Regions from separate parts of the Homo sapiens genome. Here all the other regions are linked to region 4. The links are chromatin loops, found by intact Hi-C in ENCODE. Cell type or tissue: HCT116. All regions are shown on one strand. Region 1 holds the start of TRIM2 (tripartite motif containing 2). Region 2 overlaps TRIM2 (tripartite motif containing 2). Region 3 overlaps RNF175 (ring finger protein 175). Region 4 has its middle 61 kb from the start of TRIM2. Region 5 overlaps TMEM131L (transmembrane 131 like). Region 6 has its middle 41 kb from the start of TLR2. Region 7 has its middle 33 kb from the start of TMEM131L.

The links. Peaks named below come from ENCODE experiments on the same cell type or tissue, not always from the same donor. Only the 100,000 strongest peaks of a DNase experiment are listed, where the experiment ranks them.
Region 1: it touches region 4 in a loop (4-fold over the local background); 40 of 110 quality-filtered maps call a loop at or near these places.
Region 2: it touches region 4 in a loop (12-fold over the local background); 99 of 110 quality-filtered maps call a loop at or near these places.
Region 3: a loop joins it to region 4, with 8 times the contacts of the local background. A loop is called at or near these places in 22 of 110 quality-filtered maps.
Region 5: a loop joins it to region 4, with 10 times the contacts of the local background. A loop is called at or near these places in 70 of 110 quality-filtered maps.
Region 6: it touches region 4 in a loop (12-fold over the local background); 28 of 110 quality-filtered maps call a loop at or near these places.
Region 7: a loop joins it to region 4, with 9 times the contacts of the local background. A loop is called at or near these places in 12 of 110 quality-filtered maps.

The regions. Positions count from the first base shown.
Region 1 is chr4:153,203,929-153,207,928 of GRCh38, reverse strand. TRIM2 (tripartite motif containing 2) reads right to left here and starts at 3,486. Exons shown (of 12, transcript NM_015271.5): 1 at 3,369-3,486. The coding sequence starts at 3,398. RefSeq lists an enhancer at 1,030-1,935. In HCT116, a CTCF peak has its summit at 172 (motif pointing left); DNase peaks (open chromatin) are centred at 1,998, 2,775 and 3,548; H3K4me3 peaks cover 2,480 bases; H3K27ac peaks cover 2,847 bases.
Region 2 is chr4:153,317,152-153,321,151 of GRCh38, reverse strand. The region is part of intron 8 of TRIM2 (tripartite motif containing 2); the gene reads right to left. Among named protein-coding and RNA genes, the nearest start is that of MND1, 26 kb to the left of the region's middle. In HCT116, a CTCF peak has its summit at 2,257; a DNase peak (open chromatin) is centred at 2,271.
Region 3 is chr4:153,747,967-153,751,966 of GRCh38, reverse strand. It overlaps RNF175 (ring finger protein 175), which reads left to right. Exons shown (of 9, transcript NM_173662.4): 2 at 492-529; 3 at 3,181-3,322. Among named protein-coding and RNA genes, the nearest start is that of RNF175, 10 kb to the left of the region's middle. RefSeq lists a silencer at 1,496-1,790. In HCT116, a CTCF peak has its summit at 1,549 (motif pointing right); a DNase peak (open chromatin) is centred at 1,586.
Region 4 is chr4:153,140,945-153,144,944 of GRCh38, reverse strand. No RefSeq gene overlaps it. Among named protein-coding and RNA genes, the nearest start is that of TRIM2, 61 kb to the left of the region's middle. In HCT116, a CTCF peak has its summit at 1,824 (motif pointing left); DNase peaks (open chromatin) are centred at 1,114, 1,584 and 1,814; H3K27ac peaks cover 576 bases.
Region 5 is chr4:153,574,391-153,578,390 of GRCh38, reverse strand. The region is part of intron 7 of TMEM131L (transmembrane 131 like); the gene reads right to left. Among named protein-coding and RNA genes, the nearest start is that of TLR2, 110 kb to the left of the region's middle. In HCT116, CTCF peaks have their summits at 2,013 (motif pointing right) and 3,831 (motif pointing right); DNase peaks (open chromatin) are centred at 2,050 and 3,840; H3K27ac peaks cover 115 bases.
Region 6 is chr4:153,641,232-153,645,231 of GRCh38, reverse strand. It overlaps the pseudogene LOC100419170. Among named protein-coding and RNA genes, the nearest start is that of TLR2, 41 kb to the left of the region's middle. RefSeq lists a silencer at 1,548-1,617. In HCT116, a CTCF peak has its summit at 1,620 (motif pointing right); a DNase peak (open chromatin) is centred at 1,621.
Region 7 is chr4:153,431,437-153,435,436 of GRCh38, reverse strand. No RefSeq gene overlaps it. Among named protein-coding and RNA genes, the nearest start is that of TMEM131L, 33 kb to the left of the region's middle. RefSeq lists an enhancer at 2,089-2,278. In HCT116, a CTCF peak has its summit at 2,186; a DNase peak (open chromatin) is centred at 2,196; H3K4me3 peaks cover 734 bases; H3K27ac peaks cover 1,439 bases.

The DNA.
Region 1 (4,000 bases), 63 kb before region 4:
CTCAAGGGTGATTTCAAACCATGTTTAACTTACGGCTCATGAGTTCCTCCGGGGAGATTTCTGTCAGATCTAAAGTCATAGACAGAAGCTAGAATGGACTTTGAAGATCATGCCTCAGGACAGATAGAAAACCGTGACCCTGAGGGACTCCCTTTTCCAGAGCCACCTGCTGGCCAGTCCCGGATGGAGACCAGAACGCTGATGTCCAGCCCGCCCTTCTTTCCACTGCACTGCATTCTCTTAGCATTTCCTTTATCCAATGTCACCAGTAAATCAGAGAGACATTTGGTAAACTTAGATGGTATTTAGGACTGTCGTTAGATGCTGGTAGCAGTCATAATAAAATAATTAATATTCACTGAATATTTGCTGTGCACTGAGTGCTGTATAAGGAACTTTGATGCATGACCACATTTAAACCTCACAATCATCCAGTGAAACAGATTGTCATCCCATTATTTGGCTGAAGGAATACAGACTTAGGGAGATTTGGTAACTTGCCCAATAACATATAAGTAAAACAACGAAAGTGAGGCTGGACTCCAGGTTCGTCTGAATCAAAGCTCTTGCTCTTAACCCCTTGTTTTTAAACCCGTGTTCTTTGGCTTCTGCCTCTGTGTGTCGTCTGTCCCCCATCGGCCACCGCACCGCATAGGCCTACCAGTGTGGCTGGCCCTTCCTGGAATTTAGCGAATTTTACAGATAAGGGAACTGGGGCACAGAGAGGTTAGGGAACTTGCACAGAGTTACACAGTGAGTAAGTGACCTGAAGTGTGAATCATGAGGAAGGTGTGATATTGTGATTTATAATAAGAAATATATATTTGGTCTTGTCTCTGCTTCCTGGCACATAGTTCTTAAAATCCTTGCAATTGGCTGGGCATGGGGGCATGCACCTGTAATCCCAGCACTTTGGTAGGCTGAGGCGGGAGGATCTGGAGGATCGCTTGAGCCCAAGGGGTCAAGGCTGCAGTGAGCCATGATCATGCCACTGCACTCCAGCCTGGGTGACGGAGCAAGACCCTGTCTCAAATTTAAAAAAGAAAGAAAGAAAACCCCTTGGAATGTACAAAGTGATAAAGAGCCTTTTTGTATGCTAATGAGATGATTGACGACTGAGGGCTCCCAGATTGCCTCTGGAGGGGGCTGGTTGCCAGGGGAACCAAGCAAGTGATTAGAGAGTTGGAACTTTCAGCCCCTTTCTCCCTACTCCACCCATACACACCCCCTGACCCTGTTTCCAGGGAGCAAAGAGGGGCAGGAGGTTGACTCAATCACCGATGGCCAATGGTTTGATCAATCATGCCTTTGTAATGAGGCCTCCATAAAAACCCAAAGGAGCGGGTCTGGAGGGCTTCTGGATAGCTGAACACATGGAGACGCTGGGAGAGTGGCGCCCGGAGAGGACATGAAAGCTCCAAGACCCTCCCTAGCCATCTCTTCACCTGGCTGTATGTATTCATTCAACTGTATCCTTTGTAATACCCTTTATAATAAACTGGTAAATGGAATTAAGTGTCTCCCTGAGTTCCGTGAGCTATGCTAACAAAACAGTGACCCCAAGAAGTCAATCTCTGACTTACAGCACAAAGTTAGACAAAGTTACACAGCTTGTAATCTACCTGAGGAAGGATCGTGAGAACTTCTCATGGATAGCCAGCTAGTCAGAAGCACAAGTGACAACCTTCAGCCTGCAACTGGCCTCTGAGGTCGGGGCAGCCTGGTAGGACTGAGCCCTTAAACCTCAGGGTCTGCACTCACTGCAGTTAGTGTCAGAATTGAGTTAAACTGTGGGACACCTACTTAGGTGGGAAGGTGAGAATGCATTGACCTGACCAAATGGGATTTGTGAGGCCTGCGGTGGGCCTGGAGGGTGAATGATGCACACCTGTCCTTTCCCTTTGGAGCCTCCACCCCACCTGGGAGAGTCAAAAGTTCACTGGCAGAGTCAGAATTTCCATTCCTTGTCAGGACCTCCTCGTGGGGTGACTCATCCCTCTCCAGGGCTCTAGGACCGCACCAGGAGAACCTGGCCTCACTTAGAGACTGCCTGTTTTCATACAATGGGTTCAAGCATTCATGTTGCTTGGCGTCAAATTCATTTGAAAAACACCCTTTGTATTCTGACTTAATACCTCCAGGATCCGCAAACAGCATGGTGGCTTTAAACAAGGTGTACCTAGATAATAGATACAAGTTGAGGGAATTTGGAGAGGTGGGGAGACTTTCAAAGCATTAAATGTATTAAAGTCCCATGGTTCACCTCTAGCTTTATGTAAAAATTAAACCTCACCTTTTCATTTTATCAGGCTCCTGTCGATAACAAACACAAACCGCAAGTTCACTGACTCCACACCACGGGGCTCACCAGAAACTTATCTGATCAAAGCTGCCGTAGGTGATTCTTTTTTTCAGCAGGAGGAGGAGGACTTTCTAAAGCAACTCCCAGGACTCGAGATGTTGTAGCCCCCTCCCCACCTTACAGGTCGCAATGACAGCACAACCCTTTCCTTGCCCTTTGCGCACCCCGTGAGCTACGACAGGTGCCTCACTGAGCACCGAATGGGCCAGCCAAGAGATAAAGCAGGCACCAAAGACCGGTGCCTGAGTGGTTTTCCACCCTCACCCATTCACACCCCGGAAACCAGCAAGCACCCCGAGGTGTGGCTGGCTGAGCCCACATCAGGCTTCACCCCCGACTCACATGGCGTCCCCAGGCTCTGCTGACTTCTCACTTGGGTAGTCAAGGACAAACGCTCTATTCACCTGGGGCTATTTCTTCATTCCACAGTCGCACGGCAGAGGGACATAGTACCCTTTGAGCACTTTTATGGGGCAGTAAAACTTTACAGTCTCCTGTCTGCTCTAAACTGTTCCCACATTTCTGAATAGACCTATTTATAACATGCAAGACTACTACAGTTTGCCCTTTGAAAATACTAGCAGATATTAGGTCCTTTCAAATGGGGTCGACTGAGTTACATCGGCTAGCAGCTGGCTTACAGAAACCCCGGAGAGGCCCAGCTAAGCTCCTGACTGTGACTACCTATGTTAGGAAATAAAACAGCATTTGAGTCTCACAACATCACTGGAACTGGCCTTATGCTTTGCCACATTCATGTTGCTTTGGTGTCAAATCCAGCTGTGTCTCTCCCTCGATTTTTTGCTTCCTTACTCCCTTCCTGCCTGGATTAACAGAGCTCACTGTGAGCTTTGTCAGCAAATCCCAGTCTTTTCCTTCCCTCTTCTGCAGGGAAAAAATTAAAACCAGGAAAAAGTAGCAACCCAATCACAACTTGTTTCTCCCAGCCCCGGATTAACCAGCTGGCCCAGAAAAAGAATTATCCCACATTGAGAAGCGTCCTTACCTGCGTTCCATAACGGCCACTCCTGTGCATCGAAGACCAGAGCCAGCCTCCTCCAATCTGGGGACTTAGCTCCCCGCAGCCCGCAGACAACTGGGCCCATTATAGTCATCAAGCTGCCGAGTTAAAGGGTGGCCCTTACTAAAATATAAACAGCTAGTCAGCACAAGCCAAAGGGGCGGGGCTACAGTATCAGGGGACAATGAGAGCCAATGATCAGCCTCTTTGGGCTCTGTTTGCTTAAGATATTGTGTTTCATTCCGAAGTAGGGGAGACGGGAATGAGAAACACTGAAGAGTAAGGGCTGAGTTATCATCTTTACAGCCCCCAGTAGGAAAAGCGTCCAAGTTGAAAAGTTTAAATCACTGCCCACAGAAGACCAATTTCAGGAAAGTGTTTGTAGACTGCACACATAATAATATGTATTTTTAAAGCCACAGATATTTATGTTGCATTAGCTATCTGTTGTCTTCCGGGGTTAATAAATGTGGTATTCATGAGGTCAACGGGAGTTTTTCAACCAAAGAACAAAGGCCAAGAAAGTTAGTTTGATGACATGCTTATTTTATTGAATATACTATCTGATCAGGAGCACTCACCTCATCTACAGAGCAAACACTTGTTTGATTGGCACA
Region 2 (4,000 bases), 180 kb before region 4:
ACTTGGGAGAATTCAATTAGGCCATCTCAGAATGCATGTGAAGTGAAAACTTGATGACGCCACAGCAGACAAGGAAGGCGAAGGACCACCCCAGGTGAGGAAACAGCAGGAAGGAATGTATGTTAAGTCAGGGAAACTATAAGAACCACAGTTCTCCCTGGCACCCAGGCTTGACGTGTTGGAGGGAAGCAGATCTATGTGTTTTTATGAAAGAACTCTTCGCCGGGCGCGGTGGCTCACACCTGTAATCCCAGCACTTTGGGAGGCCGAGGTGGGTGGATAACTTGAGGTCAGGAGTTCGAGACCAGTTGGCCAAGGTGGTGAAACCCCATCTCTACTAAAAATACAAAAATTAGCTGGGTGTGGTGGTGGGTGCCTATAATTCCAGCTACTCAGGAGGCTGAGGCAGGAGAATCACTTGAACCTGGGAGATGAAGGTTGCAGTTAGCCAAGGTCGCGCCACCTCACTCCAGCCTGGGTGACAGAGCGAGACTCTGTCTCGAAAACAACAACAACAACAAAAACTCTCAGACATGCTATTAAACAAATTAAGGTAAGGAACAATGAGTGTAGTCTGAGTCCACATGTGTTATATGTGTGCATGTATGTACATAGACTTCTGGAAGGAAAAGTGAGAAATCAGCGTCTATATCTTAGAAAACCCAAAAAGTTATATTCTCATAGGTTATGCTTTAGCCTTCTTATTTTATCTCTCTATATTAGTGCTGTCTGATAGAAATATAATGTGAACCACATATGTATTTTTAAATTTTCTAGTAGCAGGATGGGACTTTGCATGATGGGGACTTTAGACTTTATATGCTCCTTTTATTCTTCTAAGTTTATAAATGATGAAGATTCAGATTTCATCTCTTTAGAGCAAAGGAACACAATTACTTAGGAAAGAAACAGTGGTTTTCTTGGCAAGAGGAACTGCTGTGTAAATTTGATTCTGATTCTCCAATCTAGCCCAAAGATCAAAGAGGCTATAACACAATGGTGGGTAAAGAAATGGCATTTGTTGTTTCATGTCTAAATGGAGGGTAAGTCAGCAGAGATCAAAAGGGAGAGAAGGCACTTCGATGATTAAAACAAGAATGTCATTACTACCTAACATTATGAACACTTGTAGTTGCTTAGATGACTCAACCAAATAATATCAAATGGATAATTATCTAGAATAAAAAGAGAAAATAAAGGGTTACTTCCATTCTATCATGTAGTGACAACTAGGGCAGATCTGAAAGAATAACTTAAACATTGAACCAAAATTTCTTTACACTTCCCTTCATCACTCCTAGTTTAGCTGCACTGGATTCAACCAAGTGAAAGGTAAGAATCCCTGCATTTCCCTGATTGTGTCAACCCCATCTTAAACAGAATAGTAAACAACAAAAAATATATATATATATTTTTTTTTTGAGACAGAGTTTTGCTCTTGTTGCCCAGGCTGGAGTGCAATGGCGCAATCTCAGCTCATTGCAACCTCTGCCTCCCGGGTTCAAGTGATCCTCCTGCCTCAGCCTCCCGAGTAGCTGGGATTACAGGCGCCCATCACCATGCCCAGATAATTTTTTGTGTTTTTAGTAGAGATGGGATTTCACCATGTTGGCCAGGCTGGTCTTGAACTCCTGACCTCAGGTGATTTGCCCGCTGCGGCCTCCCAAGGTGCTGGGATTACAGATGTGAGCCACTGTGCCCGGCCCAGCAAAAATATTTTAACCCTGCCTTTGGAATGGTTTAATCAGGGTATTTAACTCAACAAATAGTTCCTTAAATTGAACAGGAAAGAGATGAGATATTTTAGAGTAAGGTGGCCAGAGGTGTTTCCATTTGTTTGGATAGAAAAGGTTTCTAGATGGGCTGGAAGATAGGAGGCAGTGGGGAAGATAGAATAAATTCAGAGGAGGCAGAGAGAAATAAAAATTAGGGCTAATAAATTGGTGAATAAAAGAAAAGGAGATAAGATGTTACATCTCTGGAACTACTAGGAATAAATACAAAGAGTCTACACTGGTGTTAAACGTGTGTCTTTCTCAGCACTTGTTTAATTTTACTGAGTCCCACCAAAGAAGAAAAAGAAGAAAATAAGTATCTCTGTCTATACCTGTGGATATTCCACTTGGATGAACTCCTGTGAGGGTCCTAAAGTGTTTTTACATGCTATCCTTTTACCCTTTGGGTTTTGATCAACACCTATCATAGAAGAGGGTATTGCTGAAACTACACCACCTCCACTCCCCCAATCCTCTAGGGGGCATGAGTGTTCTTTAGAGTTTATTCTCATTATTACCTTTAATATTCCAACTCTAAGAACCCAGTTCTTCTAAGAGTGTCTATTACAGATAGACTATTGAACCACTGAACAAAAAATGCTTAGAGAGCCCTTCTTCCTTAGACATAAAACTCCTGTCTCCGTAAGTGAACCTATTTTAGTATTAGCTTCTGAATTTACAAAGACAGATCACGGTTTTGCTAGAGTATAAAACATAAACAAATGGGTTGCCTCCAAACTATATAAACATTTTCAAGATATTCAAGATATAAATATTCACATTAAACTTGTCATATTTGGGTATGTCTTACCACATATACAATTATTAAAATGCAAAAAAGGGGGAAGAAGTTAGAGCTACAGAAAGGCAGGAGATTTTTATATATATGTGGTCATCATACAGAGCCATTAAATTTCTAGTGAAACCAAAAATTCAAGGGTGATTGAAGAATTGCATGCAATATTATGGAATAAAAAATGACAGTTTTTCAGTCTCCAAAATTGACAAGATGCTGCCTCACACAAAACAGAGGCTCAAATCTGAGAGTTTCACAATTACGTAACTCATTTCATTAAAACAATGAGGGGACTACAGCAGTCTGAAGACTTTAAAAAGGAAAACAGAAATTCTTCCAGAAAGAAACCAATAAGTACACTTTGAGTAATCTTTAGAATTCCAGATTGGATTATGAAAAGCAGCATCTCCAAACTCCTAGACAAAGTGATGACCACCAGGTGCCTGCATGAGGACATGAAGCCCAGATCACAGCTGACCAAACAAGACTTCATTTTTTGGACAGGGTTACTAGCGGCATGGAAAAGAACATTCATTTCTTAGATCCTTATTTTGTATGTGGCACATAAAATCTCATTTAGTCTTTGCTTAAATCCTATGAGATAGGTCTTTTTTTTCTTTTGAGACAGGGTCTTACTCTGTCACCTAGGCTGCAGTGCACAGGTGTAGTCACGGGTGACTGCAGCCTCTAACTTCTGGGCTCAAGCAATCCTCCCACCTCAGCCTCCCAAGTGGCTGGGACTACAGGCCTGTGCAACCACACCTGGCTAATTTTATTTTTTGTAGAGGCAGGGTCTTGCCATGTTTCCCAGGCTGGTCTTGAACTCCTGGGCTCAAGCAATCCTCCTGCTTCAGCTTCCCAAAGTGCTGGGATTGCAGGCATGAGCCACCATGCCCAGGCAAGATAGATCTTTTTTTTTTTTTTTCTTTTTGAGACAGAGTCTTGCTTTGTCGCCCAGGCTGGAGTGCAGTGGCACGATCTTGGCTCACTGCAAGCTCCGCCTCCCGGGGTTCACACCATTCTGCTGTCTCAGCCTCCCCAGCAGCTGGGACTACAGGTGCACGCCACCACGGCCGGCTAATTTTTTTGTATTTTTAGTAGAGACGGGGTTTCACCGTGTTAGCCAGGATGGTCTCGATCTCCTGACCTTGTGATCCGCCCGCCTCGGCCTCCCAAAGTGCTGGGATTACAGGCTGAGCCACTGCGCCTGGCCAAGATAGATCTTTTTTAAATCAAAATTTTAAAAACAAGGCTATTGAAGCTCAAGGAAGTTACGATTTGCAGATGGCCAAACAGTAATAAGCTGGGATGGCAATGTGTTGATCTGAGTTAAAACTCATGTTATCAACAGAAATAGAAGCCTCTAGTAGGCTGGACAGGGAAATATATAAGGCATAATGCGGCCAGGCGTGGTGGCTCACGCCTGTAA
Region 3 (4,000 bases), 610 kb before region 4:
CTCCAAATCAACGGAGCCTCTGCTCAGCTCTGTCTCTGAAACTTTGAACTTGGAAATGATATTTACTCACTGACATTGGAGATATTTACTCACTGCAATCATTTAAGATACCAGCAAAACAGATGGTTTTTAGGGATGCTCAGACTCACACTTCATATCCTAGAAGCCAGAGTAGCATGGCCTATTGGGAGACCACTCTCTGTAACTTTGACTGATTTGCCAAAACAAAACCACAGAAATGGAGCCTCATCTGATTCTCTGATCCAGGAACAGGATCAAATATTTATTAATAGTGACCTGATTACTCTTTTTTTGTTTGTGTTGTTTTAGTTCTGTAAGCAAATTATTTTACTAGGACTTTTATCCCAAATTATTCAAATACTATGTGACATTGTTATTTTTCATGGTCTGGGTTTCCCATATATTGCTTTCACAGAAAAACCAAGAAAATAAGGACATTTTTTGATAAGGGCCCTTTTTATGTTTTTCAGCTCTCTCATACAAAGCTTTCTGCAGAAGACACATGGAAGTAAGTAATTAGTATTTTTTAAGAGTTGTTTTGCTAAAAATTAGATTTTTATCTTAACAGTTGAGAAAATGAATGAAGTCATCATTTTATTTGTAAATTTTCCAGGATAGAGAAGATGGGGTAGGATACACAAATACTACAGACCAAAATGCATGGATTTCATCTGTTTTCTACAGCATGATCTGTAGAAAAAGATCATGCAGTCCCACAAAGGTGGATTAATATATCCTTCAAAATATGGCTGTGTCAAGTTACTATTTATTTTAGGCACAAGATACACTGGTTTTGTTCCTATACCATTGCCCCTGTGTTCTGGTGCATACTGTAGGGCCATTGGGCCCTGTGAGCACCACATGAAGTGAAATAAGAATGAAAAGCTCCTCCTTTTTTGTATTACAGGAGTCAATTTTGGATATATTCCTACTCAAAAAGGAAAATACTTACTACATTTGTACACCAATATATACTTTTCAAAGTACTTCAACATAGGCTAACCAATTTGAGATGCATTTTTATTATAGATTAATCTCATATAACAGATTAATAGATTAATCTCATAAAGCATATTTTATTTTATATCTATGCAAATCCTATTTTAGACTGATGATGAAGTCACTCTTTTATCTATATGCCGTAAGTTCAAAGTCTGTTAATTATATAGAATATTAAACAGCTATTTTAGATTTGGAGCTGTATAAACCACAACTAAGCACTTGTATTCTTTTCATTTTTCTTCCCATATCTTCAGGGGAACAAGTTTGTTTTTTTGCTTGTTTGTTTAAATGAGCTTCTAGAAATCATTCCTGTCTCCTGAGCTCAGCTTCCAATAGAGAGACTAAGAGCCACGTAATTTTATTCAAGTTGCTTACCTGATATGGATTTCATCTTCGTCATTTGATAAATGAGGGAGATTCATTCCATCTATGGTAACTTCCAGCACTGACATTCTGAGAATCCCTCTCAAAGAAACTGAACTTGAGCAGTATTTACTGGGCTCTGTGGGCTGATTTCTACACCTTTTCCAGCAGGGGGCACCCTTGGGATTTGGATGAGACCCTTTTCTGAGGCATTCACTGCTCTTTGGAGTAGCTGTAGAAATGCTGGCAGAGGGAGAGAACCCAACCCACATACCCATCAAGTGCCTTTAAAAGGTCACTATCTCACGGCACAGACTGTTACCCTGTGGTGTTTTCTGGGTGGTACATTAGCTAACTGCATATTGTAACTAGACGTAAGTGGAAACTTAAGAGATTTTGTGACTGATGGTGCCACACTAGGGATGAAAGATAATGATAACCAGTATTTAGAAAGTAACTGACAGCATTCATGATTTTTCCCCATGTTCACTCATCTTGACCCTGGGCCTCTTTCTCTTCTGCTAGGCTTGTGGTTCTCAATCTTGGCTGCCCCTTAAAATCACATGGGATGCCTGAAAAATTCCTGATGTCACATCCCATTCTGCAAATCTGTATTAATTTGCTAGGAATACCATAACAAAATACCACAGAATAGGTGGCTTAAAAATCAGAAATTTATTTTCTCACAGTTCTGGAGGCTGAAAGTCCAAGATTAAGGTGCTGGCAGGTTTTGGTTGGCATGTTGAAGTACAGGGGATTAGGACATCAGTGTATGAATTTTGAGAGGGTGAAATTCAGCCCCCAACACCCAGAAATGGTCATCTAATTGATCTGGATATGGGGGGTTAAGATTTTTTTAAAGCTTCCCAGTGTTTCCTAACTTACAGACAAGGTCAAGAACGACTGCTCTAGGTTTTCATCGAGGCTACCCCAGAACGTTAAAAGAGATGACAAACTATTTTGTTGATTTTCTCTACAATTGTGCAAAACTAAGCATCCAGCTAAAATGGGAACATTCAGCCATCATGGGAATGTCTGTGCATGTCTAAGATAATACTTAAGCCTATTCTTTCTCTCTATTATAGTCCTGTAACAATTTATACAACTCATTCAGAAGCTTTCCATTGCCCCCTGGATAATATTCTCTCCTCTGGCATAAGCACCATCTGCAGGGTTTCCTTTTACTTGAAATAGTAGCAAATGATTTAAAATTACCAACGTTTGACTGTTTTTGACTTTCAAAAATTGAAGTTTCATATGATGCAGCTCAATAATAATTATTCCTTATATAGACACAAATAAAATAACATGTGCTTTATAGTCTTACAACAACCTTGTCAGTTACAGAAGGATGGTTATTTGAAATTTGCAAATGAGGAAACTGAGGCTCAGAGAGGATAAATGACTTCCCCAAGGTTGTGAGGCAATGAAGTGGCAGATCAGGGACTGGACCCCAGGTCTTCCTGGGGCTCATTACTTTTTTTAGCCCCATCACTTAACTTAAAAGACAAGGCTGAGGCCAACCACATGGGAAAGCAAAGGAACTGGTTTTGCTAAGAAAGTCAGGCTCCTCCTCCCAGCTGCTCCTTCTCCAGATCTAGGGAAAGGGAAGAAACCAAGAAAAACTTAGAAAAACTTTACAATCAAAGCTTACCAACCCTTATATTTGAAATCCCCTGTTGCTTTTTGTAAGCCAAACCTGTTTTTTGTTTTTTTGTTTTTTGTTTTTTGTTTTTTTTGCTAAATGCGCAAGGTTGAGGGCTTTTTCAGATGACCTCATTTTGCTGGTTCCAGCCTGCAGCAGGAGAGGATGTACAAGATGCACCGGGGCCACGATTCCATGCACGTGGAAATGATCTTGATCTTCCTCTGCGTTCTGGTCATTGCCCAGATAGTGCTGGTTCAGTGGAGACAGAGGCATGGCCGATCCTACAATGTGAGTCATCCCCGTGGCTGCTGGGAGCCTGCTCCAGCTTGTATCAGCTTGACTGTTTTTTTCCAGGACATGTTCTCCCTTGGTTAGCACTTTGAAGGAACTGCCTTGGTTTAAGTCAGTGGTTCTCAACCAAGTGCAATTTCACTCCCAGGAGACATTTGGCAATGTCTGGAAACATTTTTGACTGTCAAGACTTGTGGGGGGTGAAAAGGGGGAGGGGAGTTGCAACTGGCACCTGGTGGATAGAGGCCAGGGATGCTGGTAAACATCCTCCAATGCAGAACAGCTCCCCACAACAAAAATTATCTGGCCTAAAATGTCAATGGTGCCAAGACTGAAAAACCCTGGTTTAAGTAAACCAGTTTTCCCTTCATGCATGAACAACTTCTGCCAACAGTCCAGGAAAAGGAGGATTAGAATAGCCAAAAGAAATGGTTTAGGGTGTCTGCTATGGTTTGAATGTATCCCCCAAAGTTCTTGTGTTGGAGATTTAATCCCCAATGCAACAGTGCTGGGAGGTGGGGCCTAATAAGAGGCGATTTGGCCATAAGGGCTCTGCCCTTGTGAATGGATTAATGCCATTAATTATTGTGGGAGTGGGTTTATTATAAAAACATGAATGTGGACCCATTTTCTCTCTCATTCTCTCTTGCCCTCTCACCTTCTGCCATGAGATGA
Region 4 (4,000 bases):
AATACTACTTACCAAGAGAAATACACAGACTCCTGACATGCATCACAAGAAGAAATCTCAGAAGCACCATGTTACATGACAGACTACATATGATTTAATTTATAGGAAATTTTAGAAAAAGCGAAACAGGAGGCAGATCAGTGGATGCCTGGGGTCAGAAGGTAGCGGGAAGGGACTGGCTGTAAAGGGGTACAAGGGAACTTCAGGAGTGATGGACGTGTGCTATGTCATGATGTGGTGGCAGTGACAGGACTCTATACATTTGTCAATACTCATTGAATTGTACAGTTAAAATCAGCGAATTTCATTGTATGTAAATTATAACAACAAAATTGGCAAAACAGTCTTTTTTAAATACTTCATTCAGCAGTTTAAGATGCTCTATATTGGGAGTTTCTCTACACATTTAATTCACAAAATTCACGTGAGACTTTCTTAACATGCCTAAATATGTCTATATTTTAACCGATAGCACTTACTGTAGGTGGGCTTGCATAGGTATTTGATGATTACCTAGCTCCCTTGTGCTAGACCGTAAACCCAAGTGGACAGGCCACCATTGTACCCATACCTGGCACATACTGGGCCTTTAAGAAATATTTGTTGAATAAATGCATAACCCCTCCCCCAGAGCAAATCTGAACACTGGAAAATCTGATTATACATCTTTCCTCCAGCTGATCTCTGATTACCTTCGATTTCATTACTAAAATCTTTTCTGAGCCACAAATGAAAGTGGGAGAGTTAGAAATCTTTCATTTAACCCCATTATGTTATAGAAACCACTTATCCTGGCTGCATTTATCTGGGCTGCATGCCCAGTGTGCACTCAAGAGTGTCACCATATGGGCTGAGATGGAGGACATTCAGCAGCCAAGGGCTGCGTCTGTGGGCTGCTGTGTCTGACCTCGCTGATCTCCTTCCATTTCCAGTCTTCTTTTGTTACCACAGACTAAGCATCCTATTTCACCTCAAGGCTTAAATCCAAGGTTTTCCTTTTAATGCATACATAATTCGTCTAAGCATTAAAACATAGTATTAGTCAGAGGGCAATGTGATTGGAATCAGGTGAGAAATCAATGGAAGCCAAAGAATGCAGAGGCCTTTGGGCTGGAGCCAACAGCCCCTTCGGAGAGGACTGAGGCCAGGAAGGCACCAGACGTTTCTCTGTTTAGGGAATGAATTACATCATCCATTCATTTGACCTTGGTCTTCAGTTACTTATCTATAAATGCCACACCCTCCTCCTTTCCAGGTCAGAACCAAGGTGCAAAAATGCCAAATGCCAAAATCCTTCCTGGTTATTGTGATCGATCAACAGGAAAAAAACAAAACAAAAAATAACAACAACAAAACACACACACAAGAATCAGGCATTTCTCTTGTCTTTGTATAGAAATCTGTAAGCACAAATTGTATAAATTTGGTGGCTTCTCTTAAAATGTAATGTAGTACACATTGGCTATTTGATACCCTGCATCTATATTCTCTCCTGGATACAAGAACACAGATTTCAAGAGTGAATTTGGCTTGAGTGGGACTGAACCCTCCCCAAGTGCCTGGAGTGGTTTCTGGCTGGCTTAAACCAATGGGCACACCCACCATGGCCCCAAGCCAAATGGACTGGTTTGGAGACTGGCACTACCAAATCAGAGGCAACAAGCCAGGAGGACATTTGCCGGGGCTTTTGGGAAGAATAAACCTATTTTATAGTAGCTCTGAAAAAGAGACCACCCTTTTTACCCGAATGGTGAATTTTGGAGCAGCTACAGCCTTTTTCCAGTAATCGAGATCCTGGAGCAGCCTCTGGGGCCACCTTGTGGAATCTGTGGATAAAGCCAACACCATATAAAGCAGATTGAGGACAGAAGGCAGGCTGTTGGTGACATTTTTTGAGCTGCTGGATCAAATGTCACCTGAAATTATTACCTTTAGAGTTTTAGTTACCATTAAGTCAATAAACTACCTTTCTCTTATAGGCCAGCCTGGTTTCAATTTCCTTTTGTATTTTGTGCAAATCACTTTCATTTGTAATTTTTTTAAAAAATTTTTATTTATTTATTTATTTATTTATTTATTTTATTTATTTATTTTTTGAGACAAGGTCTTCCTCTGTTGCCCAGGCTAGAGTGCAGTGGCGCCATCTCAGCTCACTGCAACCTCCGCATCCCAGGTTCAAGCAATTCTCGTGCCTCAGTCACTGAGTAGTGGGGATTACAGGTGTGTGTCAACACACCCGGCTAATTTTTGTGTTTTTAGTAGAGACGGGGTTTCGCCATGTTGCCCAGGCTGGTCTTGAACTCCTGAACTCAAGTGATCTGCCTGCCTCGGCCTCCCAAAGTGCTGGGATTACAGGCGTGAGCCACCATGGCTGGCCAAGTCTGTTCTTAACCAGTTCTCCATACTCTTCTCAAGTCAAACCTGTCTACCACAGTTGAAATCATTCCAGTATTTCATCCAAACAACAGTCATTCATTACTACCTTACCCTAATCCAACCGGAGATCATGAAAGCTCTTTTCTGTAAATGAACCACCCTCCACCTGCCCTGAAATTCCTGCCACTCTTTGTCTCTCAGGGCTGACACAGAGGAGGAGAGAACTCCTTGCAGAAGTGGGAAAGTTGTGGGTTTGGAGATTCACACTTTGCTTTCCCACCCATCAGTTAAAATCTTGGGCACCCTCAGTCGGAAATCTCCCTTTCGCAGACCAAAGCAGGCAGCTCCTTTGGAGAAGCCTAGAGCCCTTCCACCTCCTCTTCATTTCTGTGGCTGCCTGGCAGCTGCTGGCTGCACACCTGTGCACAGGGCTCCATTGTTTTCCCTGTGCACTTGTCTCATGCTTTCTCTTAAAATGTTGCCCCTTCTCATTCTTGAAGCACAAAAGCACATAGCATGGGTCTAATATATTGTCAACAATTTTTTTTTTGAAATAGAAAGAAAGAGGCTGGGCATGGTGGTTCATGCCTGTAATCCCGGCACTTTGGGAGGCCAAGGCGGGTGGATCACCTGAGGTCAGGATTCCGAGACTAGCCTGGCCAACATGGCAAAACCCTGTCTCTACTAAAAATACATATTAGCCGGGCATGGTAGCACATGCCTGTAATCCCAGCTACTCTGGAGGCTGAGGCAGAAGAATCACTTGAACCCAGGAGGCAGAGGTTTCAGTGAGCTGAGATGTATCACTGCGCTCCAGTGTGGACTACAGAGCAAGACTCTGTTAAAGCAAAAAAAAAAAAGAAAGAAAGGGAAGGGAAGGGAAGGGAGGAGGGAGGGAGGGAGGGAGGGAAGGTAGGAAGGAAGGAATGAAGGGAGGGAGGGAGGGAGGGAAGGAAGGAAGGAAAAGAAGAAAGAAAGAAAAAGAAAGAAAGAAAGAGAAAGAAGGAAAGAAGGAGAAAGAAAGAGAAAGAAAGAAAACAGAAAGAAAGAAAGAGGAAAAGAAAGAAAAGTATTTGAACAGCAGTGTGGTCTGTCACTGGCTGGCTGGTTCCGCAAGGGGAACTGGGATTTTTGCAAGCACCTACCCAGCTCCTCTATGCATGTCTTTTTTTTTGAGCTGCCCCACACTCTAGTAGGCAGGTATCTTATTCCTATTTTACAGATGGGGAGACAGGAGGACTTGCCCAGGGTCACAGAGCAGTGGTGTGGCCACTCTTTGAACCAGGCTGTGTGGTTCTAATGCTTAGGCTCTCATACTGCACCACCCAGGGAAAAGCCAGGACTGTGGGCTGGGGGCAGCTGGGCCTTCAGGTTGAGAATGAGAAGCACTGCCGTACCAAAGGCCACCAGGATTGCCAATCAAAGCAGGAATTAAGTCCCCACGTGGCACCTAATAAAAGGCTGAGGAGAGCATGGCCTTAGAGTCAGGAGCAACAGGGAGGCCAGGCACAGTGGTTCGTGCCTATAATTCCAGGACTTTGGGAGGCTGAGGTGGGAGGATGGCTTGAGCCCAGGAGTTTGAGACCAGCCTGGGCAACATAGGGAAACCCTGTCTTTAAAAAAA
Region 5 (4,000 bases), 430 kb before region 4:
AGAGTGAAACTCCGTCTCAAAAAAAAATAAAATACTTGTTATACTGCCCAGGCTGAAGCACAGTGGCAATTCACAGGCACAATCATAGCGCAATGCAGCCTCAAACTCCTGGCCTCAAGCGATCCTCCCACCTCAGCCTCCTGAGTAGCTGGGACTACAAGCGTGCACTACCATGCCCAGCTCTGAAACTGCTTTAACTAAGGTTACAAATGATCCTCACACGGCCAAATCCAACAGAAACTTCTCCTTTTGTTCACCACTCTCCCTGCTGCCACCAGCCCCCTGTCCTGTTACAGCCTGAACCACTTGTCCCTCTCGGTTTTTCTTTCTCTCTGGTTCCTCTGCCAGCTGTTGCTCCTTTAACCATCAGACACTGAGTTATGCTGGATGCTGCCTATGCCCTCTTCACTCTCTCCCAGGGGAGCTTGTTGGCATGCTGAACCCTCCCACATCGATTCCCCTAGCTTAGTCCTCTCCATACCTATATGTCCAACCAGTGACTGGGCATCCACCTGAATCTTCACACACCCCAACCTGGCCACCTTTGCTGTGTGCCTCATCTTAGCACCATTATTCATCAACCCTATCATTATTTATCCAGTTGTTTAAGCCAGAAACCTGAAAACCCCTTTCACTTCAGCTTCTCATACTCTCCTCAAACAAATCCATAACCAAGTCATACTGATTGTACCTCCTTCATGAGCCCTTAAACCCACTCACTTCTCCTCTTTCTTAATAAATACCCCAGATATCAGGGGTTAGCAAACTATGCCCACAGGTTAAATCCAGTTTGCTGCTTATTTTTGTCAGCAAAGTTTTATTGGAACACAGCCATGCCCGTTCCTTTATGGACTGTCTACTATTGCCTTCGTGCTATGATAGCAGAGTTGAGTACTTGCAACAGAGACTGTACAGCCTACAAAGTCAAAATAAATACTCTAACACCACAAAACTACACAAAAAAATGATGGTGCAGTAACTTCCTCTTAGTCTCCCTGCATCCACCTCTGCCCTTTCCACTCCATTCTCCACACTGCACCAAGAGTGAATTTACCCATATACAAATCTGGTCATGCCACTATTTGCTTAAAACTCTTCAAAGACTTCTCACTTGGCAAAAGTCCCAAATCCTCTGCTGTCGCTATAAAACTCCGGCACCTGCCTAGTCTCGACCTCCCTGCGCATGCTCCAACCTCACTGGTCTCGTTTCTGCTCTGCTTGCCTCAACACCTTTGAATTTTCTGTCCCTTTGCCTTGCACCCACTCCTCCAACCCACCCACCTCTCCACCTAGCTAAATCTGATTTATGCTTCATGTCCTGGCTTAAATACCCTCTCAGACACCACAGCAACTTCTACCTGACCTTTTGTAACACTTCTCACAACAACATGGTCAAGGTCTACCTACGCCAGGAGATTCTAAGCATCTCGTGCTTCGAATGCACAATGCCTATCACTTCATCAGCACTCAATAAACAGCTGATGAGTGGATAGAGGTGGGCATACAGCCACAGATGCTAGGGAATCAGCTTGAAAAGGGCAAGAGAAGCTTGAAAAGGGCAAGAAACAGAAAATAGTAAACGGTGCCTACAAAATAAAAGAATAAAAACCTAACAGTGTGTATTTCTGATCTGAAACTTTCAAAAAATGTTTAAAGAAAAAAATCATATTAACACACTTTTAAAGTACACATTTATAAGTTTTTTTTTTTTTTTTAAGAAATCTACAACAATTTAACTATGTTAAGGTCTTAACCTGACAAGGCAATTCTCTACCCTACAATATTTCTTCAAATGAAAAGATGTTAAAAGTTCACACTCATATTAACAGTTTTTGACACAATTAACAACCCTATTTCGCAGAGTAATTTGCTATGATTTAAAGCCTAATATTTTGTCATTCTTAGTAAATCTCTGGACGGATATATTTATAACTTGCCATTTTAATTAAGATTCTTCTATTAGCGAGAGGCATTTTAAAAATCACTATTTTGTTTCTTTTGTTGTAGGACATATTTCAGAATCCCACAAGGGGGAGTTCTAGCACCTCCAAACTGCCCTTCAGAAGTATGCTAATTTTTCTAAAAGAAAAAGTTTCAAGTCCATATCTTTCTCAAAAGAACAAAACAATTGGGCCGGGCGCGGTGGCCAACGCCTGTAATCCCAGCACTCTGGGAGGCCGAGGCAGGCAGATCACGAGGTCAGGAGATCAAGACCATCCTGGCTAACATGGTGAAACCCTGTCTCTACTAAAAAATACAAAAAATCAGCCGGGCATGGTGGCGGGCGCCTGTAGTCCCAGCTACTCGGGAGGCTGAGGCAGGAGAATGGCGTGAACCTGGGAGGCAGAGCTTGCAGTGAGCCGAGATCGGGCCACTGCACTCCAACCTGGGCAACAGCGTGAGACTTCATCTCAAAAAAAAAAAAAGAACAAAACAATAGCAATATTAACTTGATAAAAAAGAAACTCTAACCAAAATGTTAGCCAGGGGGCAACCACATACTAGGGTTACAAGTTCCCCAACTGTCCCCAACTGAGCACACTGTGTGACAACAGGACACGCCCTCATCCAGAGTGAGCCTGGGCTGATTAGACAGGAAAAACAAATAAAAACGTAATTCTCTAGTTTTGAAACCTCCCATACTCCTTTAACAAATCAGATCAGATATTTTATAGAAAAAAGAAAAAGTAACTCTATAAACAACTTTTTCTTAAGTAGTCTTCATTGAAAGTATTAATATAGTTTATATATTTCATATTATTTCATATAAAGTATTATCCCCTTTTAGAAGATGGGGGAAATTGTGGCTTGGAGGGGTTAAGAGACTTATCAAAGATCTTGGGGCTAGGTAGTAGAAAAACAGAAAAAAAAATCAGGTTTTTCAACTGCAGTCAGTACTTTTTTAACAAATTAAAATAGATCAAATCTGTTTCTCCTAGGTACCTAAAGGCCTAAAAATCCATCAACACAGGGATATATATTAGAAAACCATACCAAGATAAAATGCAAAGGTCAAGAAAATAGAAATGTTAAAACTCCTTTTGTATGTCATGTATTTCCACAGTTTTGTGGTGAAGAAGTATGAATTTAGGGAACTGGATACTAGAGAGAAAGGAATCATCTCCCTTCACTTGCTAAGGAATTGCTGGTGCCCTGGGCCACAAGAAGGGTGTGATTTGGGGGGACTGTGTGCAATTAAACAGGAAAGGAAATAACAGACTTAAAGTATTAAGTCATTCTGATGTCTTATCAACAAGAGTAAAGCACAGCCTAATAAATAAATATATTTGAGAATCTATATTAATCCAGACAGAATGAACAAGAGGCTTGATGTTCCTGGTAATAACCACATGAAACCTTTTTATTTAAGGACTACAACTTATGAAATATGAAAGAATTACTTAGACAAATCCCAATCTTAGATTCTGTATTTCTCAGACATCTTTCTCCCCTTTCACAATTTTGAATGCTAAATATTAGAAGTCATTATAAAAGTAAATCTCGGCCGGGCGCAGTGGCTCACACCTGTAATCTCGGCACTTTGGGAGGCCAAGGAGGGCGGATCACTCGAGGTCAAGAATTTGAGACCAGCCTGTCCAACATGGTGAAACCCTGTCTCTAGTAAAAATACAAAAATTTGCTGGGCATGGTGGCACACGCCTGTAATCTCAGCTTCTCGGGAGGCTGAAGCTGGGGAATTGCTTGAACCCGGGAGGCGGAGCTGCAACTGCACCATTGCACTCCAGCCTGGGTAACAGAGTCCATCTCAAAAAGACAAGAAAAAGTAAATCTCTTATGCCAACATATGCATCTGGAACACTGATTCTGTATAAGCCATCTGACTGCTCCAGCAGGTGGCCCCCACACACAGTATTATGCACATGGCAAATGATCTTGTATAAAATGAGAGCTATCTTGGGTGCCTTCCACATAACACTCAGATTCTATAACCACACTCCTAATTTAGTGTTTCCTGCATAACAGCAGGCTCAGCTGAGTT
Region 6 (4,000 bases), 500 kb before region 4:
TATGGTAGCAATAGAAAATTAATACCTTGTTTTTGTTTTTTAATTTGGTCATTCTTGAAATCAAAGAGAAACCTTCATTTTCAACAAAACTGCCTAGAAAAGATGGTTCATTGATCCACTATGAGCAAATCTTTCACAACATACAGCACCAAAATATAAATTTAAAAAATTAAACACACATCCTACCCCTCACACACACACATATCTCCCAAAGGCCACATGACCTAGATGAAAGGAGAAAAAAAAGCAAACTCAATACCCTCACACAAAAGTAGTCTTTGAATCAGGATTTATAAATGTATATGTTTTTTCCTATGAGTAAAGCAAACAGAAGAAAAACAAAAAATCAAAGGAGGTTGGGCACATAGCTCAAGCCTGTAATCCCAGCACTTTGGGAGGCCAAGGCAGGAGAATCACTCGAGCCCAGGAGTTCAAGACCAACCTAGGCAACAAAGTGAGACCCCATGTCTCTACAGTAAGAATACAAAAATTAGCCGAGTATGGTGGTGCATGCCTGTAGTCCTAGCTACTCAGAGGCTGAGGTGGGAAGATCACTTGAGCCCAGGAATTTGAGACCAGCCTAGGCAATATAGTAAGACTCTGTCTCTATAAGAAATAAGGAATTAGCTGGGTGTGGTGGCACATTCTTGTGATCCCAGCTACTTGGGAGGCTGAGGTGGGAGGATTACTCGAGCCCTGGAGGTTGAGTCTGCAGTGAGCCAAAATTGTGCTGCTGCACTCCAGCCTAGGCAACAGAGTGAGACCCTGTCCTTTAAAAAAAAAAAAAGCTGGGCTGAGGGGGCCCACCAAAGGGGTAAGGAAAAACTTATAGATGAAGGCCTCACAAGACTTAATACATAGACAGCATCACTGTGCATTATCTCAGACTTTTTCACAAGGTATTCAATCCTGCCTGTCATTCTTTATATTCAGGAAATACTAAAGTAAGAAAAGTGATTTTTTCTTTTCTTTTCTTTTTTTTTTGAGATGGAGTCTCACTCTGTCACCCAAGCTGGAGTGCAATGGCGCAATCTTGGCCAACTGCAACCTCTGCCTTCCGGGTTGAAGCAATTCTCCTGCTTCAGCTTCCCGAGTAGCTGGGATTACAGGCATGCACCACCACAGCCAGCTAAGTTTTGTATTTTAGTACAGACGAGGTTTCACTATGTTGTCCAGGAGGGTCTCAAACTCCTGACCTCAAGTGATCTGCCCGCCTTAGCCTCCCAAAGTGCTGGAATTACAAGCGTGAGCCACCATGCCTGGTCGATTAACTTTTAATAGACCATGCATTTAGGTTAATTATTTCTCTGGTTAAAAGCACTCCACAAAAATAGAGTTAGAAATAAATTTTAAAAGGAGGTGTATTTCTTTTTCTTGTTTGATAATATTTTATTGATTATAATGTTTTCTTGGTTTTTGCTTGTCTTTTATATAGAATAAACAGTTTAGCTTGGACTTGTGTAATAACATAATAAAATGTAAAAATTGACGCTATTAAAGGACTTAAACAATAAAATGATGGAAAGTAGTAGGTAGATTCTGCATGATAAGAAGCATATCCACAGCTCTGAATAGCTGAGCAAGTCTACAGGACTTTTCCTATGTTCATATTAATCACTAGGGGGCAACATAGACTATACCTTTAATAATCACATATCACAGTCAGATTGCGGATACAGGAAGTGAAAGCAGAGACATGAGTGGCAGAAGTCAGGAAGATAAAAGCTGCAACTAAAATCATCAGTTAATTTTGTGAACTGCATGAAACCATCAGTAACCAGTTATTTTAGTAGGATAACCTACTGAGTGAAGTCTTAGGAGCTTTCTCTTTTTATTTTTTATTTATATTTTTTTGTAGAGACAAAGTCTCCCTATGTTGCCCAGGCTGGTCTCCAACTCCTGGCCTCAAGCAATCCTCCCACCTCACCCTCTCAAGTAAAAGATTTTTCTTTTAATTTTTGAAGGAAATCAAGTAGACATGATCATTGTGCTCTGAAAGTCATGCACAGAATCATGTAGCGCATTAAAAAGTCATGAAAAATGGAATCCTTTTTTTTTTTTATCAAGCATACCTATCAATTACACATCAGTACAATCACTTTTTTTCTGTCCAGAGTGCCCAATCAATGTATCAATGTGGCCTTGTTTTAGTTTCCTTTTTTTTTTTTTTTTTTTTTTTAAAGAGATAGGGTCTCACTTTGTTGCCCAGACTGGTCTCAAACTCCTGGCCTCAAGTTATCCTCCCACCATGGCCTCCCAAATCACTGGAATTATAGGTGTGAGCTACCGCACAGCCAGTTTTGTTCTTTACATTGTATAATATACATGACATGAGTCATGTCATCCTTGCTCAGCTTCAAAAAACATGAAGGAAGCTTCCAAATGGGGAAAGAGCCAGTAATGGAGGGAAAATAAAACACCACCTTAGGAATTGTGTTTTTGATTTTCATACTTACTAGTAATTTTTTAAATATGTTTATATCTACCCAATGTTTTGGTTGTATGTGTTTTAATTATTAAATGCTATAAATCTATTTTGGGAGAAAGTTAGTTACAATAATGAATGCATTTAAAAAAACACTAATACCTAATTGTTGTGCATATCTTTTGCTATTTTCCTTAGAAGTTACTTCCTGGAAGTTCTTAAGGTGCATGACATATATGGCCAACCAATTTATAATCCCATCCCACAATGTATAAAAGTGCCTGCCTCACTTGCCCCCACCAGTACTGAGGCCCAATTTTATATTTTTCCTGTTGTTTCATGTTCTTTCATTTAAATTGACCATAGCAATTTTATGGAACAATAATGTTACCGAAACACCAGTTCAGTCTAGGCCCCATTGCTCACCAGAGAGGCAATCGCTAAGATGACAAGCGTTGCCAGGGAAGAAGCCTTTATTGCATTACGGGTGATGTCAGCCGAAGAAACAGAAGCCAAACCTCCAATCCGTTCCTTCCCCAAGCCTAAAGTTAAGGATTTATATAGCAAGGAAGGAAAACAGGCGGGGCAAGGGAGCAGACAGTTGAATGAGGAGTCTAGTGTCTCATTGTAACCACTGTGGGGAAATGGGAATTAGAGAGGGGTAAGGAAGAGGAGTCGGTCAGCAGGTAGCAGTGCGTTTCACTGTAAGTTCTCAAGCTTCAGTTCTATGGGCACCCCGCTTGTGGGAAAATTTGGTCAGTTTCAATAAGAGTAGTCAATTAGGGGTGCTATGTGCCAAACACCATCCAAACGCTAATTCATTAAACTTCACAACTGCATGAGGTATGTTGCTATTATCATCCCCGTTTTACAGAAGAGGAAACTGAGGCACGGAGAGGTTAAGTATGTGGTGAAGCTGGAGTTAGAATCCAGGCAGCCTGGCCCCAAAGAATATGCTGTTTAATGGAGCCTCTACTAAAATGGAAAGTTCTAGAAACCAGCAGTGGTTTTTCTCCCCGCCTCCTTTATTACTCAGGTGGTTCTCATTTCCCCCAGCATGAGCATAATCCAGTGTGTAATAATCATCACGTGGATGTCTATACATGGTGACTGGTGTGTGAAAGTTCACATTGTAAGGACTGTAGTCCTGTCTTTGCCTGTGGTACTTCGTCTCACAACCATAGGATAATTGAAATATTCTCTAGTAATTAAAACTCACTTCTGGCCGGGCAAGGTGGCTCACGCCCGTAATCCCAACACTCTGAGAGGGTGAGGAGGGCAGATCACTTGAGCCCAGGAGTTCAAGACCAGCCTGGCAACATGGCAAAACCCCGTCTCTACAAAAAATACAGAAATAAAAAATTAGCCGGACGTGATGGCTTGCACCTGTAATCCCAGCTACTTGGGAGGCTGAGATGGGAAGATCACTTAAGCCCAGGAGTTGGAGGCTGCAGTGAGCCATGATCACACCACTACACTCCACCCTGGGCAACAGAGTGAGACTCTGTCTCAGAAAAAACGACTCGTTTCTTTAACCACTGGGTAATTGTATCCTTCCCCATACTTTTTCCTTCA
Region 7 (4,000 bases), 290 kb before region 4:
TGAGGCAGGAGAAGCTTGAACCCGGGAGGAGGAGGTTGCAGTGAGCCGAGATCGCACCACTGCACTCCAGCCTGGACGACAAGAGTGAGACTCCCTCTCAAAAAACAAAACAAAAGGAAACACAACAACAACAACAACAACAAAAATCCCACCCTAGAAAGTAAGAGGACTTTGAACAATGCTACCTTGAAGCCCAGCTCCAGCCTCCTTTTGCAACCTAATGAATGCTAAAAAGCCTATTCAATGCTGTGGCAGTTTTTTTGTTTTGTTTTGTTTTTTTGAGATGGAGTCTTGCTCTTGTCACACAGGCTGGAGTGCAAGTGGCGCGATCTCGGCTCACTGCAACCTCCACCTTCCTGGGTTCAAGCGATTGTCCTGCCTCAGCCTCCCAAGTAGCTGGGATTACAGGAGCCCGCCACCAAGCCCAGCTGATTTTTTTTTTTTTTTGTATTTTTAGTAGAGACGGGGTTTCGCCATGTTGGCTAGGCTGGTCTCAAACTCCTGACCTCGTGATCTGCCTGCCTCGGCCTCCCAAAGTGCTGGGATTACAGGTGTGAGCCACCGTGCCCGGCCGTGCTGTGGCAGTTTTAAAAAAATGATGTGGATATGCAATTTTTTTAGAAAATGATTTTTAATATCATGTCTCCCTTTAAAAAGTGTAGGCGCATTCAGCCTAAAAAAGGAAATTCTGACACCTGCTACATCATGGGTGAACATTATGCATTATTGAATAATCACAAGGGCCAAATTCTGTATGATTCCAATCATTCGAGGTACCTACAGTAGTCAGTTCATGTGACAGAAAGTAGAATGGTGGTTGCCACGGGCTGGGGAGAGGGGGGAATGGGGAGTTATTGTTAATGGGTACAGAGTTTCAGTTTGGGAAGAGGAAAATAGTTGTGGAGATGGATGGTGGGATGGCTGCACAATGTGAATGTACTTGATGCCATTGAACCGCACACTTAAAAATGGTTAAAATGGTAGATTTTACTCATATATATTTAACCACAAAGTAAAACATTTTTTTAAAGTGTAGGCCTTCATCTGGTGACAGTTCATTTGCTGGCTCATTTCTAGATATTTTAACTGGGTGGTAATTTATGTCTGGTTCTTATAACATAATGTAAGACCCATAATTTGGTTTAGCTCTTAGTTAATATCTTTTGAATTGCAACTGGGGACTTGACAGTGGCTTTCTTGAAACACACCTGCAGTTTGCAAGCTGCCTGCAGCAGGTAAAAATGCGCAGTTTATTTTTATGATTAGCCTTGAGCAAGAGCTGATTAAATGCTTGATAAAATAAGTTCTTGGAAGACTTGATTTACATGGTGCTTTCCTCCTGCTTTCCCACCCCCTTTCCTTCCCTCATGAATACCACATAAAAAGCGGCAGTTTGTAATTTTTTCTCCTTTTTCAAGTATTAGTATCAAAGTAGAATGGGACCTTCATGCTTCTTCTGAACACAGTCGGGCTGCATTCCACTCTGGGAACACTCCCTCCTACCGTTTCAACCTAGGCAATCCCCTATCAAGGAAAGGGCAACTTACCCAGTCTCAAAATCAGAGTCTAAGCACAAATAGGACATTTCCTTTGTACCTTTCCCCAAACATGATGGTTTCTTTTGGGGAAGGGGTGTTGGGGAGCACACTGGGAAATAAAGCCTTCTGGTCCCCAAGTTCCTCTTTCAATTTCTGTGGTTTTCACTTCCCCTCCCATAAGAAATCCCCACGTGGGAGTAATGCTTTCTCCTCTTCCTTCCCTGTCATTTCCCTTTCATTTCTCCCCGACACCTCTCCTGGGTTTGTCTACCTGCTACTGCTACTTTCTCTGCCTTCACATCTTTATTTTTCATTTGTTTATTTTTTAGAGGCAAGATCTCACTGTGTTGCCCAAGGTGGCCTCAAACTCCTGGGCTCAAGCAGTCCTCCTACCTCAACCTCCCAAGTAGCTGGGACTACAGGCACGCCATGCTTGGCTGTCTTCATGTCTTGAGTTCCATTTCAAAAAAGGCATTGGCAGGCTGTCTTTATACCAAACACAATGCTCTACTTTCAGTATTACTCTTCATATTTGCAGTTCTCATTGGTCATTCTTGGCACTTTTTCACACCACAGACCTTGGGCGAGAATTTCCGGTTTCCCTTCTGGCTGCTTTCATTTGCTCTCCACCACCAGAGTTCTCTGGCGCTCTCTGGCTACTCACAGAGGAATTTCACAGAGGAGGTTGTGCCTCCCGCTGTTTCTCTGGAGCTACGGGTCCCCATTTCACCTCAACGGTGGCTTTTCGAAAAGTAAAAATGAAATAGAGCTTTATTGCGTAAGTTACCTCTGAAGCCAAAAACCTCATTAGGGCCTTCAAAAATTCCTGTCAAAAATTCCAATCCTGTGGCTCATACCTGTAATCCCAGCTACCCAGGAGGCTGAGTCAGGAGAATTGCTTGAGGCCAGGAGTTCAAGACCAGCCCGGTCAACCTAGTGAGATTCTGTCTCTATAATTTTTTTTTTTTTAATTAGCCAGGCATGGTGCAGCTGGCCTGTAGTCCTATGTACTTGGGAGGCTGAGGTGGAAGGATCCCTTGAGCCCAGGAGTTGGAGGCTGCAGTGAGCCATGCCAGTGCCACAGCATTCCAGCCTGGGTGAAAGAGTGAGATGCTGGCTCAAAAAAATAAAAATAAATAAAAATAAAAACATAAAAAAATTCCAGCACTTTGGGAGGCCGAGGTATGCAGATCATCTAAGGTCAGGAGTTTGAGACCAGCCTGGCCAACATGTAAAACCCCTTCTCTACCAAAAAATACAAAATTAGCCAGGTGTAGTGGTATGCCCTTGTAGTACCAGCTACTCAGGAGGCCAAGGCAGGAGAATCGCCTGAACCCAGGAAGTGGAGGTTGCAGTGAGTCAACATCATACCACTGAACTCCAGCCTAGGTGATACAGTGAGACTCTGTCTCAAAAAAAAAAAAAAAAAAATTCCAAACCTATCCCCTACATGAGCTTCTAAGCCTCATCTCAGTTGACTCTGTTTAAATGACTCTGACTTGGACTGAAAACCCACCCCTCCTGTATCTTTTCATTATAGGGTGGTGGCATGGTTAACCCTCATTCATTCACACCCCGCTATTCCAAAGTGTGTAGAATTGCCTGGACATGCTACACTAAAGTTTATTTCTGCACTTTGTTTTTCTTTTTTGCTTGCTTGTTCGAGACAGGTTCTTGGTCACCACAGCCTCAACCTCTTGGGCTCAAGTGACCCTCCTTCCTCAGCACCCCCAGTAGCTGGGACTACAAGCCCATGCTACCATGCTCAGCTAATTTTTTTTTTTTTTTTTTGTAAAGACAGGGTTTTATTATGTTGCCAAGGCTGGTCTCGAACTCCTGGGCTCAAGCAATCCTCCTGCCTCAGCCTCCTAAAGTGCTGGGATTACAGGTGTGAACCACTATGCCTGGCTTGCATTTTCTGTGTTTTGTTTTGTTTTGTTTTTTTGAGACGCAGTCTTGCTCTGTCACCCAGGCTGGAGTGCAGTGGCATGATCTTGGCTCACTGCAACCTCTGCCCCCTGGGTTTAAGTGATTCTCCTGCCTCAGCCTCTCAAGTAGCTGGGACTACAGGCGCGTGCTACCACGCCCAGCTAATTTTGGCATTTTTAGTAGAGACGGGGTTTCATCATGTTGGCCAGGATGGTCTCAGTCTCTTGACCTTGTGATCTGCCTGCCTTGGCCTCCCAAAGTGCTGGGATTACAGGTGTAAACCACGGCGGCTGGACTTAATTATTTATTTATTTATTTATTTTTTCTTTTTGACATGGAGTCTCACTTTGTCACCGAGACTGGAGTACGGCAGCACGATCTCGGCTCACTGCAACCTCTGCTTTCCCGGGTTGAAGTGATTCTCGTGCATCAGCCTCCTGAGTAGCTGGGATTATGGGCGTATGCCACCATACCCAGCTGATTTTTGTATTTTTAGTAGAGACAAGGTTTCGCCATGTTGGCCAGGCTGGTTT